Regions from separate parts of the Homo sapiens genome. Here region 1 is linked to region 2. A link is an interaction called in ENCODE POLR2A ChIA-PET data of the cell type or tissue named here. Cell type or tissue: PC-9. All regions are shown on one strand. Region 1 overlaps ACTN4 (actinin alpha 4). Region 2 holds the start of LOC124904711 (a long non-coding RNA gene).

Region 1 (5,000 bases), 55 kb after region 2:
ACAGGATTCCAGAGTCATCCCAGCCACTCCAAACCGCTGGCACCAGATAGCCCCTCCCAGGCACTCCCCAGTCCCCCAACAAGGGGGAGACTCACTGCTCTGAGCCTCTCCCAAACTTCATTCGTTCTCATTTTAAAATGTACTAGGCATCTATCACGAGCCATACACTATCCTGAGCACTGGGATTAAACAGACATCCCTGCCCTCATGCAACTTACAGTCTAGTGGAAGAGCCAATACAGACAAAAACAAGCTAAGGAGACAGGGATGGGTACCATAACACGGAGTAATGTGACTGGGGAGGGGAGGGAATCAAGCTCAGCAGGTCAGGAAAGGCCTCTCAGTGGAGATGACATTTGAGGCTGAATAAGTAGAAAGAGCCAACCAGGGGGAGATCATTCCCAGGGAAGGTGCTAGGTGGGAACTCGGGCCTGGTGAGTGTGGCTGGAGCAGAAGGAGCTTGTAGAGGGTGGGAGCCTGAGGAGCTTCGGCTGGCAGTGTGGGTTTCATCCTAAGAAGAGGAAGCCTTTGGAGGGCCTCATGGGGGAGGAGCACAGCCAGATTTCGCGCGGAGAACGCCGCCCCAATCCCAGTGGCCGTGTGTGGACTGCAAGGTGGTGGCTTGGGTGAGGGTTCCAGCAGTGAGGCTGGAGAGAACTAAAAGGACCTGGGGTAGATTCTGAAGGCAGAGCTAACAGGACTTCTTGACCTTCATCAATGCCTCCCCTCTACAGGGCCAGGTATGGTGGCTCACACCTCTAATCTCAACACTTTGGGAGGCCAAGGCGAGAGGACTGCTTGAGGCCAGGAGTTCAATCCAGCCTGGGCAACATAGTGAGACCCTGTTTCAATTTGGAAAAAAAACAAACAAAAAAAGAGACAGGGCATGGTAGCTCACACCCGTAATCCCAGCACTTCGGGAGGCTGAGGCAGGCAGATCACTTGAGGCCAGAAGTTTGAGACCAGCCTGGGCAAGATGCAAGATCCCATCTTTATTAAAAATAAATAAACAAAATTTAAAAAGAAAAAAGAAAAGCAGTTGCTTTGTTGGAAAATATCCTCTTTGCTTTAAATCTGAAATCCTCCAGGCCAGGAGCGGTGGCTCACGCCTGTAATCCCAACACTTTGGGAGGCTGAGGTGGGTGGATCACTTGAGGCCAGGAGCTTGATACCAGCCTGGTCAACATGGCAAAACCCCGTCTCTACTAAAAATACAAAAATTAGCCAGGTGTGGTGGTAGGCCCCTGTGGTCCCAGCTACTCAGGAGGCTGAAGCACGAGAATCCCTTGAACCCAGGAGGCGGAGGCTGCAGTAAGCCGAGATGGCGCTACTGCACTCCAGCCTGACCAACAGAGCAAGACTCCATCTCACCCAAAAAACAAAAAAAAAGATTGAAAGTTGAAACCTGCCTTCAGGTAGCATCCCATGTATCAGGAAAACTGAGATTCAGGACAAGGAGAGAGAATCACAACCAAGGGTCTGGGGGAGACCCTGACAGTGCTGCCCTGGAGGAGTGCACAGCTCGGTCAGAGAGGGACACTGGCGAGCCAGTCGCTACAGGGAGGTGTGATCTGAGGACAGCAAAGGTCAGGTGACACCTGATCTGGGCCTTGAAAGGAGAGCGCGATTGCGATCAGTGGTGACCTGGAGAGAAGGTTGTTCTGCAGAGTGGGAACACCAAGGGCAAGAAAGACAAAAGTACCACAGATGTTTGGGGACCCCAGGAGAAGTGGCAGGGATGGTGTCAGCCGGGGCCAGAAGGTGGAGAGACTGAAGAGCTCAGAACCTGCTCTCTGGGCAGTGGGGGGTGGAGATCTCCCAGAGTAACCTGACTAGATACCAGTCTCAGAAAGGTAGGGTCTAGGGAGCCTCAATCCAAACCAGGAGACTGGAGAAGGCCAGTCAGGAGGCTGCTGAGGGAGACATGGGCACAGATGACGACAAGAGCCAACGTTGGAGCATTTCCTGTGCATCAGATACCATCTTCACAGAGTGGTTAAGTCATCTGTCCAAAGCCACACAAGCTCAGGCAGCCAGCAGCAGCACTGTGAGTTTAGAATCTGCTTTTTTTTTTTTTTTTTTTTTTTTCTAGAGATTGGAGTCTCACTCTGTCACCCAGGCTAGAGTACAGTGGCGCAATCTCAGCTCACTGCAACCTCCACCTCCCGGGTTCAAGTAATTCTCCTGCCTCAGCCTCCTGAGTAGCTGGGATTACAGGCACATACCACCACATCCAGCTAAGTTTTGTATTTTTAGTAGAGACGGGGTTTCACCATGTTGGCCAGGCTGGTCTCGAACTCCTGACCTCAGGTGATCTACCCGCCTTGGCCTCCCAAAGTGCTGGGATTACAGGTGTGAGCCACCGCACCCGGCCAAGACTCTGCACTTTTAAACCCTCACTATATGGTCCTGAGTAAGGACAATGGTAGGAATAAAGAGAAGGAGGAAGGTGAGGGTTCTAAGAGATATTCAAGGGAAAGAAATCAAACTTGGTGCCTGTTACAGGATGAGAAGTCAAAAGCTGACTCCAAGGTTTCTGACTCGGATGGCTGACAAATGGGCAATGCCAAGCCCAAGAAGTGGGACTTGAAAATGAGTTTGGTCTCAGACACGCTGAGACTGAAGTACGTACTGCACAAGCAGTGGGCATCAGGCAACGTCAGTCTAAAGTTCAGCAAACAGGTCATTTGCTCACGTGGGCATTCATTCAGTCACTCATTCAACTACTTCCTGAGGCCGGGCGCAGTGGCTCATGCCTGTCTGTAATCCCAGCAATCTGGGAGCCAAAGGCGGCCAGATCACTTGCAGTCAGGACTTCGAGACCAGCCTGGCCAAATGGTGAAACCCCATCTCTACTAAAAATACAAAAATTACCCAGACGTGCTTGCTTGAACCCAGGAGGTGGAGGTTGCAGTGAGCCAAGATTGTGCCACTGCACTCTAGCCTGGGCGACTGAGTGAGACTCTGACTTTAAAAAAAAAAAAAAAAAAAAAAAAAAAAAAAAACTTCCTGAGCTCCAGCTATGGACAGGTGTGGTGCTGGGGATACACGGACAAATACAAGGTTGCTCCATCAAAGACCTCAGCGTCTGATAGGGGAGAGAGATGCATCAGTAAATAACTGCGATAGAGCGTGGTGAGTGAGTCAGGACTACAGGCATGGGCATCATCCCCACAGATGGGGTACTTAAGGCTGAGGGGAGGGGGTAAGTTCCTTCAGGGAAAAAGGACATTGTGAAATGCCCATGTGTAAGCAGTGGACAGAGGGAGAGAATTTAGCCATAGGAGATGAGGAAGAAGAGTCAGAGAAACAGAGAGACTGTGATGTCAAGGAAGCCAAAGGGAGTTTTTGTTTTTTTCTTAAGACATGGTCAGAAGCATTAAATATAACAGTATGTGGTTATGTTTAAAAATACATACATTGGCCGGGTGCGGTGGCTCACACTTGTAATCCCAGCATTTTGGGAGGCTAAGGTGGCAGAATCGCTTGAGGCCAGGAGTTCTGAGACCAGCCTGGGCAACAAAGCAAGCCCAGGAGTTCAGAGGCCGCAGTGAGCTATGATCTCACCACTGTACTCCAGCCTGGGTGACAGGGCGAGACCCTGTCTCTAAAAAAATACACACACACACACACACACACACACACACACGCACACCCAAATCTATTTGAGCACGTATGGGTAATGTCTGGGGGGAGTGTGTTGGGAGACACTGATGAAACAAGTCTGGCAAAATGCTGATAATCACTGATGCAGGTGACAGGTACAAAGGAGTCCCACCACTTTTGCATATGGTCTGTGTGTGTGGGTTATGTATCATATATTGCAGAGGTTGAGGGGAGTGAGGTGGGGACCAGCACCTGTATCCCCAGCTCCTGACACAGTGCCGGGCACACTGGAGGTGCATGGTACACCATGGTAAGTGATGCGCAGATGCCCTCGGGGATGGAAACCAGGCAGTCTCTGGAGACAGAAGACTCAGTGGACTTGTGGGGCTGAGAAGTATTCGGGAAATAAGAAAATGGAATCCACAAGGAAAGGCTTACACATAAACTGCGCCCAGGCCAATAGCCAAGCACGTGTCTTTTTCCCAGGATGTAACCCAGCTTGGAGGCCATACAGCACCATTCTGTTTTCCTACAGGAGAAAGACTGGATTGCTCCAAGGTAAAAGCTGAACTTTCCCACTCCCACACTCCAGTTTCAAATTCCCACTAAGTTCCCTGTGTTTTCCTTCTCTCATTATCCTGCAAAGGCCGCTGGGCAAAGCAAAGCTGGGCCCCTTTCAAAGGCATATCAGAGCACACCCCACTACCATCAGATAAACAAGCCACCTCTTTCTTGCTTTTCTCCTCTCCTGTGGAACAAGGTTGCATTTAAAAGGAGAAACAGTCCCGGGTTTTGTCTCCGAACAGAGCGAGGTCCCAGGGGCAAGGACTTGGGGTAACACACAGTGGCTGATTCCACGGGATTGGTCACCACTGACAGCGAAGAAGGTGTGGAGGGACACAGGAGACAAAGCCCAAGCCCAAGCCAGACAGCAGAGAGAAAAAGGGTGGCTGTGTCGCCCTGGGTCCCATGGCCCGGAGAGAGCCAGGGAGCTATCAGATTCTGCTCAACCACACTGCGTATCCTCTATCTTTCTCTAGATTTTCCATGGTACTGACTTCTCTGCCGATGCCCCATAAATAACAATGGCCACCAAAGACAGCCTAGACTTCCCTTCCTTCCCTGGTATTGCAGGTCTCGAGGCTCAGCCCAATAAATGGAGACGAGTGGGCTGTCCCAGAACACAGCACCATAGTAAACCCAGCTGCAGGAAGGTGGCCAGCCAGTCAAACCACAGGGCTGTGTTCTTAGGTCTTTAGCTATCCCTAGAAACACTTTACTGTCGCTTTCACGATGTAAGTTAATTTTACCTGCAGGTAGCAATTTCTGTATAAAAAGGAAGTCTCAAAAAGGAAAAAACAAAAAGGTCTACAGCGTTTTAGCCACACGTATCA
Region 2 (5,000 bases):
GTTATCTGTGGAGGATTGAAAGGGATGGGCAGTATTTAGGGCAATGGAGGAAGGCTTGGTGATATTTGGGGCATTTCTTGAGATTTGGCAATGTTGAGGGGCTGAAGGGTACTTGTTGGTAATTTAGAGTCTGAGGGTCTTGCTATTTGGGGGTTGGTGGCAATTTAACGATATTTGGGGGCAGCTTGTGAATCTTGGCGATTTGTGGGGCATGTCTGAGGACTTGGAGGAATTTGGCAGAGCTAGAGGCCCAGGCATTTGGGGTTCATTTCTGGAGCCTGAAGGGTATTTGACAATATTTAAGAAATGTGAGGGGCTTTGGGATCTGGGAGTCATTTCCGGGATCTTGGGACCCCCTCGAGGTGGGGCCGGGCAGGGTCTGACTGGGCCACCGTGCAGGATGGAGCTGCGGGACTTCCTCCTCCATTTCGACACCGTGCAGATCTGCTCGCTGAGCCCGGAGGTGCTGGGCCCCAGCCCGGAGGGGGGCGGCTGGCACGTCCACACCTTCCAAGGCCGCTGGGTGCGTGGCTTCAACTCCGGCGGGAGCCAGCCTAATGCTGGTGAGGCCTGAGGGGCCCTGAGAGGCTTCCTGGGGTGGGGGGCGCTGTGGCCGGCTAGGAAACCCCCTTTTTTCCTCCTCCCTTAGAAACCTTCTGGACCAATCCTCAGTTCCGTTTAACGCTGCTGGAGCCTGATGAGGAGGATGACGAGGATGAGGAAGGGCCCTGGGGGGGCTGGGGGGCTGCAGGGGCACGGGGCCCAGCGCGGGGGGGCCGCACGCCCAAGTGCACGGTCCTTCTGTCCCTCATCCAGCGCAACCGGCGGCGCCTGAGAGCCAAGGGCCTCACTTACCTCACCGTTGGCTTCCACGTGTTCCAGGTGAGGTCCTGGGCAAAGCTGAGGCTGGAGGGAACCCGGAGGGTGGAGGGGCGGGGCCGGGCCAAGGAGCGGGGGAGGCATGGAGGGGCGGGGCCAGTGGGAAGAGGGGAGGTGTGGAGGGCGGGGCCAAGGGGGAAGAGGGGGAGTGGTGGAGGGGTGGGACTGAAGAGGATCGGGGAGGAGGGGAGGAGTGGAGGAGCAGGGCCAAGAGGGGGCGGCGCTGGGAGGGGAGTAGGGGGCTAGTAGGGCTGGGGGGCCAGGTCTCAGAGGGGAGAGGGAGCTAAGGGAATGAGAGGGAGGGGCTCAGGGACAGACAGAGGGACGAGGTTAGGGACAGAGAGAGGCTGGGGGTTAGAAGGGCCAGAGGGGACCAAGGATACAGAGAAGGCGCTGGGAGCGCAGATGGGGAAGGAAGAGTTGGGGAGGGGTCGGCGAGGGCCTGGGTCGGGGACTGCGGGGCAAAGGTTCAATAAGGGTCTAATAGGACGAAGAAGGAGGGAGAGAGCACAGAGGTGAGAAGGGGCAGGGAGGAGACCCTGAGCGGCGGCCACCTCTCCCCTGCCCCGACGCCCCTTGCTCTTGCTTCTTTCAGATTCCAGAGGAGGTGAGTCTGGGATGGGGTCAACCGGCCCTGGGGCTTGGTCAACCTGCCCTGGGGCTTGGTCAACCTGCCCTGGGGCTTGGTCAAACTGCCCTGGGGGTGGGGGGGCAGAGCCGGGTCCGGGGGCAGGGGAGGCGTGGACAGGGGTTAGGCAGGGTGGACGGGGCGCGCTGGAGGGTGCGGGGATGAAGGGCCGGGGGTGAGCCTGGTCCGTGGTCATGCCGCCCCGTCCCCAGCTGCTGGGCCTCTGGGATTCCCCGCGCAGCCATGCGCTCCTGCCCCGGCTGCTGCGCGCCGACCGCTCGCCCCTCAGCGCCCGCCGCGACGTGACCCGCCGCTGCTGCCTGCGTCCAGGCCACTACCTGGTGGTGCCGAGCACCGCCCACGCCGGCGACGAGGCTGACTTCACTCTGCGTGTCTTCTCCGAGCGCCGCCACACGGCCGTGTGAGCCCCGGGCACCCAAATCCGACCCCATCCCTGCCTAGACAGGCCCCGAGACCCCCGAGACCCCCGAGACCCCCGAGACCCCCGAGACCCCCGAGACCTGACCTGCCCCGCCCCCAGAACCCCTGCCCCGCCCCGCCCCGCCCCCAGAACCCCCGCCCCGCCCCGCCCCCAGAACCCCCGCCCCGCCCCGCCCCGCCCCCAGAACCCCCGCCCCGCCCCGCCCCGCCCCGCCCCGCCCGCAGAACCACCGCCCCGCCCCGCCCCGCCCCCAGAACCCCCGCCCCGCCCCCAGAACCCCCGCCCCGCCCCGCCCCCAGAACCCCCGCCCCGCCCCGCCCCCAGAACCCCCGCCCCGCCCCCAGAACCCCCGCCCCGCCCCCAGAACCCCCGCCCCGCCCCCAGAACCCCCGCCCCGCCCCCAGAACCCCCGCCCCGCGAGGATGAGCCCAGGGCTCCACGGTCCCTACCTAGACCCCACGCGATTCCTCACCTGAGACCCCGTCCCACACAGCCCCAGCTGGGGCAAACAGCCCCCTCCCCACTTCCCATCTGTAATTTGCAGGGAGATCGACGACGTGATCAGCGCAGACCTGCAGTCTCTCCAGGTGGGGACTGTTCCTGGAGGGGCGGCATGGGGCGGGGATCTTGGCCAGCGCTAAACTTCCGCCATGCGGCAGGGCCCCTACCTGCCCCTGGAGCTGGGGTTGGAGCAGCTGTTTCAGGAGCTGGCTGGAGAGGTGAGGAGGGGGATTGGACTGAGGGGGTATCCCGCTGCGGCCTCCCCTTGGGGACCCCCCTTCCCCCACCCCAGCATCTCAGGTGTCTCATTTTGCTTGCTTTTTCCTCCCTCCGGGCTTAAATCTCCTGACCTTTTCTTGAAATGCTCACAGCTCCTCCCTGCCTCAGGGCCTTGGGCTCAGTCCATACCCTCTCCCAGGACCACCCTCTCCCTCCTGACACCTCCAGCCAGGCTCAGGTCTCATCTAAGGTGCCCAGCCCTGGAAGCTCTCCCTGACCACCCCCCTGCCCCAGGCCGGTCTGCTGGCCCCCCACCAGCAACCACAGCCCAGTGCTTCCCCCGTCACAGCCCTGGCCCTGTGGGGACAGGTCTGTCTCCCCCACTCCTGGAGCTAGGGCTCTGAGGCTCTGTCAGCCCCTGCCGTGTCCCTAGCACAGGGCTTGGCCCAGAGCAGCTGGATGAGTAAATGGCCTCACAAGCCCTCTTTCCTGGACTAGGAGGAAGAACTCAATGCCTCTCAGCTCCAGGCCTTACTAAGCATTGCCCTGGAGCCTGGTGAGTTGGCTGGGATAGGGGCAGGAGGAGGGGTCTTAGCCAGGGGTCCTGCAACCAGAGCCGGTGCCACCCTATGTCTATGAACCCACCGCGCTGCTGGGAGTTGGGCTCAGGAAGCCAGGGCTCAGCCTGGCAGCATCTCCCTGCAGGGGATCTTGTGTGGGCCCCGTGACCTGGGCCACGGCTGCTCGCAAGCTCCCCTTCCGCTGAAAGGCAAGGCTGCCTTGAGCACAGACTGGGCACCCCCTGCCTGGATTTGAATCCCAGCTCTGCTAGGCGCAGCAGTCACTGGCTCCCTGTGCCTCGGCTTCTATAATATGGGACTGACAACATCACCTGCTTAAGGGAGTCACATCCACCCAGCCCTTAAAGTGGTGGCCAGAATGCAGGAAGTGCTGTGGTTTGACTTTGTTTTTCCTGTAGCCAGGGCCCATACCTCCACCCCCAGAGAGATCGGGCTCAGGACCTGTGAGCAGCTGCTGCAGTGTTTCGGGGTACATGGGGGGCAGTGCCTGGGTGAGGGAGGGAGTGGGGAAGGGGACGTTGGGGTCTCTCCTCCCCTTCTGGAGAGATTGACCTTAACCAGATGCCCCCGACCCCCAACACAGCATGGGCAAAGCCTGGCCTTACACCACTTCCAGCAGCTCTGGGGCTACCTCCTGGAGTGGCAGGTGAGGTGGGAGACTGGGCCTCTTCCCAGAAAGAGAGAAACCTTTACTAACAGAGACATAGGCACCCTGTGGGCTATCAGGTCCCCAGGGAACGAGGGGGTACTGGACTAGGCTGACTTGGAGAGATCTGGCTGGGATATCCCTGCCCCCACCCAGCCTCAGCTTGTCCTCTGGGTCATTGCTCTTATTCCCATTTTACAGATTGGGAAACAGAAGTCCCAAGTGGCTAGGCTGCTTGCTGGGGGTCCACACCAGAAGAAAGGGAGTTGGGATGGGCACCAGGCTGTCTTGCCTGGGAGGCCCCATTGGCAGCCCTCTTCAGGGCATGGAGGGCAGCCCTGACTCATCCTTCCTGCCCAGGCCATATTTAACAAGTTCGATGAGGACACCTCTGGAACCATGAACTCCTACGAGCTGAGGCTGGCACTGAATGCAGCAGGTGTGGACAGGGTCCTGGGGTGGTCGTGGGGACAGGACCTGTTCTCTCCCATCCCATTGTCTCCAAGTCCCCCTGCTCAGCTGTGGCCGTCTGCACTGTGGCCATCCACAGGCCCACACCTTAGCTTGTTGCCAGTCCCTGGCAGGGGTTGGGTGACCCTGAAAGAGGCCAAATAAGGAAGGAGAAGGGCAAGGGGCGTGTGTGGGGTGGGGAGGACATGAAAGGGGGATGTGCCTGGTAGGGGTTCTGGGGCAGGGAGAGGCCCCTCCAGGAAGGGGAAGATTAGGAGCTGGTATCTGAGAGGGTCTGGCCCCCAGGGCAGCATGGTAGAATGTTCTGGATTCTGGTGCACCGGGGTTGGAATCCTCACTCTACTGACTCCAGGAGGGGCCCTGGGCACTTGACTTCATCTCTTTGAGCCTCCATTTTCCTCTCTAAAATGGCCAGGGCCTGGTGTGGTGGCTCACACCTATGGTCCCAGCTACTCAGGAGGCTGAGGCTTGAGGATGGCTTGAGCCCGGGAGGCTGAGGCTGCAGTGAGCCGTGATTGTGCCTGGGTGACAGAGCAAGAGCCTGCCTCTCAAAAAAAAAAAAAAAAAGCTAGTACACAGGGTGGTGAGGAGTCGTCCATGCACTGCAGGGCATAGCACTTAGTGATTGGAGAA

Evidence for each region. Peaks named below come from ENCODE experiments on the same cell type or tissue, not always from the same donor. Only the 100,000 strongest peaks of a DNase experiment are listed, where the experiment ranks them.
Region 1: POLR2A ChIA-PET joins it to region 2 with 12 read pairs; 15 of 35 experiments call an interaction of 5 or more read pairs at or near these places.

The regions. Positions count from the first base shown.
Region 1 is chr19:38,678,218-38,683,217 of GRCh38, reverse strand. The region is part of intron 1 of ACTN4 (actinin alpha 4); the gene reads right to left. Among named protein-coding and RNA genes, the nearest start is that of ACTN4, 33 kb to the right of the region's middle. RefSeq lists enhancers at 4,770-4,829, 4,434-5,000. In PC-9, no CTCF peak of the experiment used is centred here; a DNase peak (open chromatin) is centred at 3,087; H3K4me3 peaks cover 495 bases; H3K27ac peaks cover 5,000 bases.
Region 2 is chr19:38,733,038-38,738,037 of GRCh38, reverse strand. It overlaps CAPN12 (calpain 12), which reads left to right. Exons shown (of 21, transcript NM_144691.4): 9 at 400-563; 10 at 650-882; 11 at 1,475-1,486; 12 at 1,720-1,928; 13 at 2,494-2,536; 14 at 2,609-2,668; 15 at 3,168-3,225; 16 at 3,649-3,719; 17 at 3,834-3,896; 18 at 4,257-4,335. LOC124904711 (a long non-coding RNA gene) reads right to left here and starts at 1,811. Exons shown (of 2, transcript XR_007067251.1): 1 at 856-1,811; 2 at 1-694. RefSeq lists enhancers at 355-414, 3,841-3,890 and silencers at 835-884, 1,632-1,781. In PC-9, a CTCF peak has its summit at 2,985; DNase peaks (open chromatin) are centred at 1,857, 2,567 and 3,587; H3K4me3 peaks cover 3,042 bases; H3K27ac peaks cover 3,158 bases.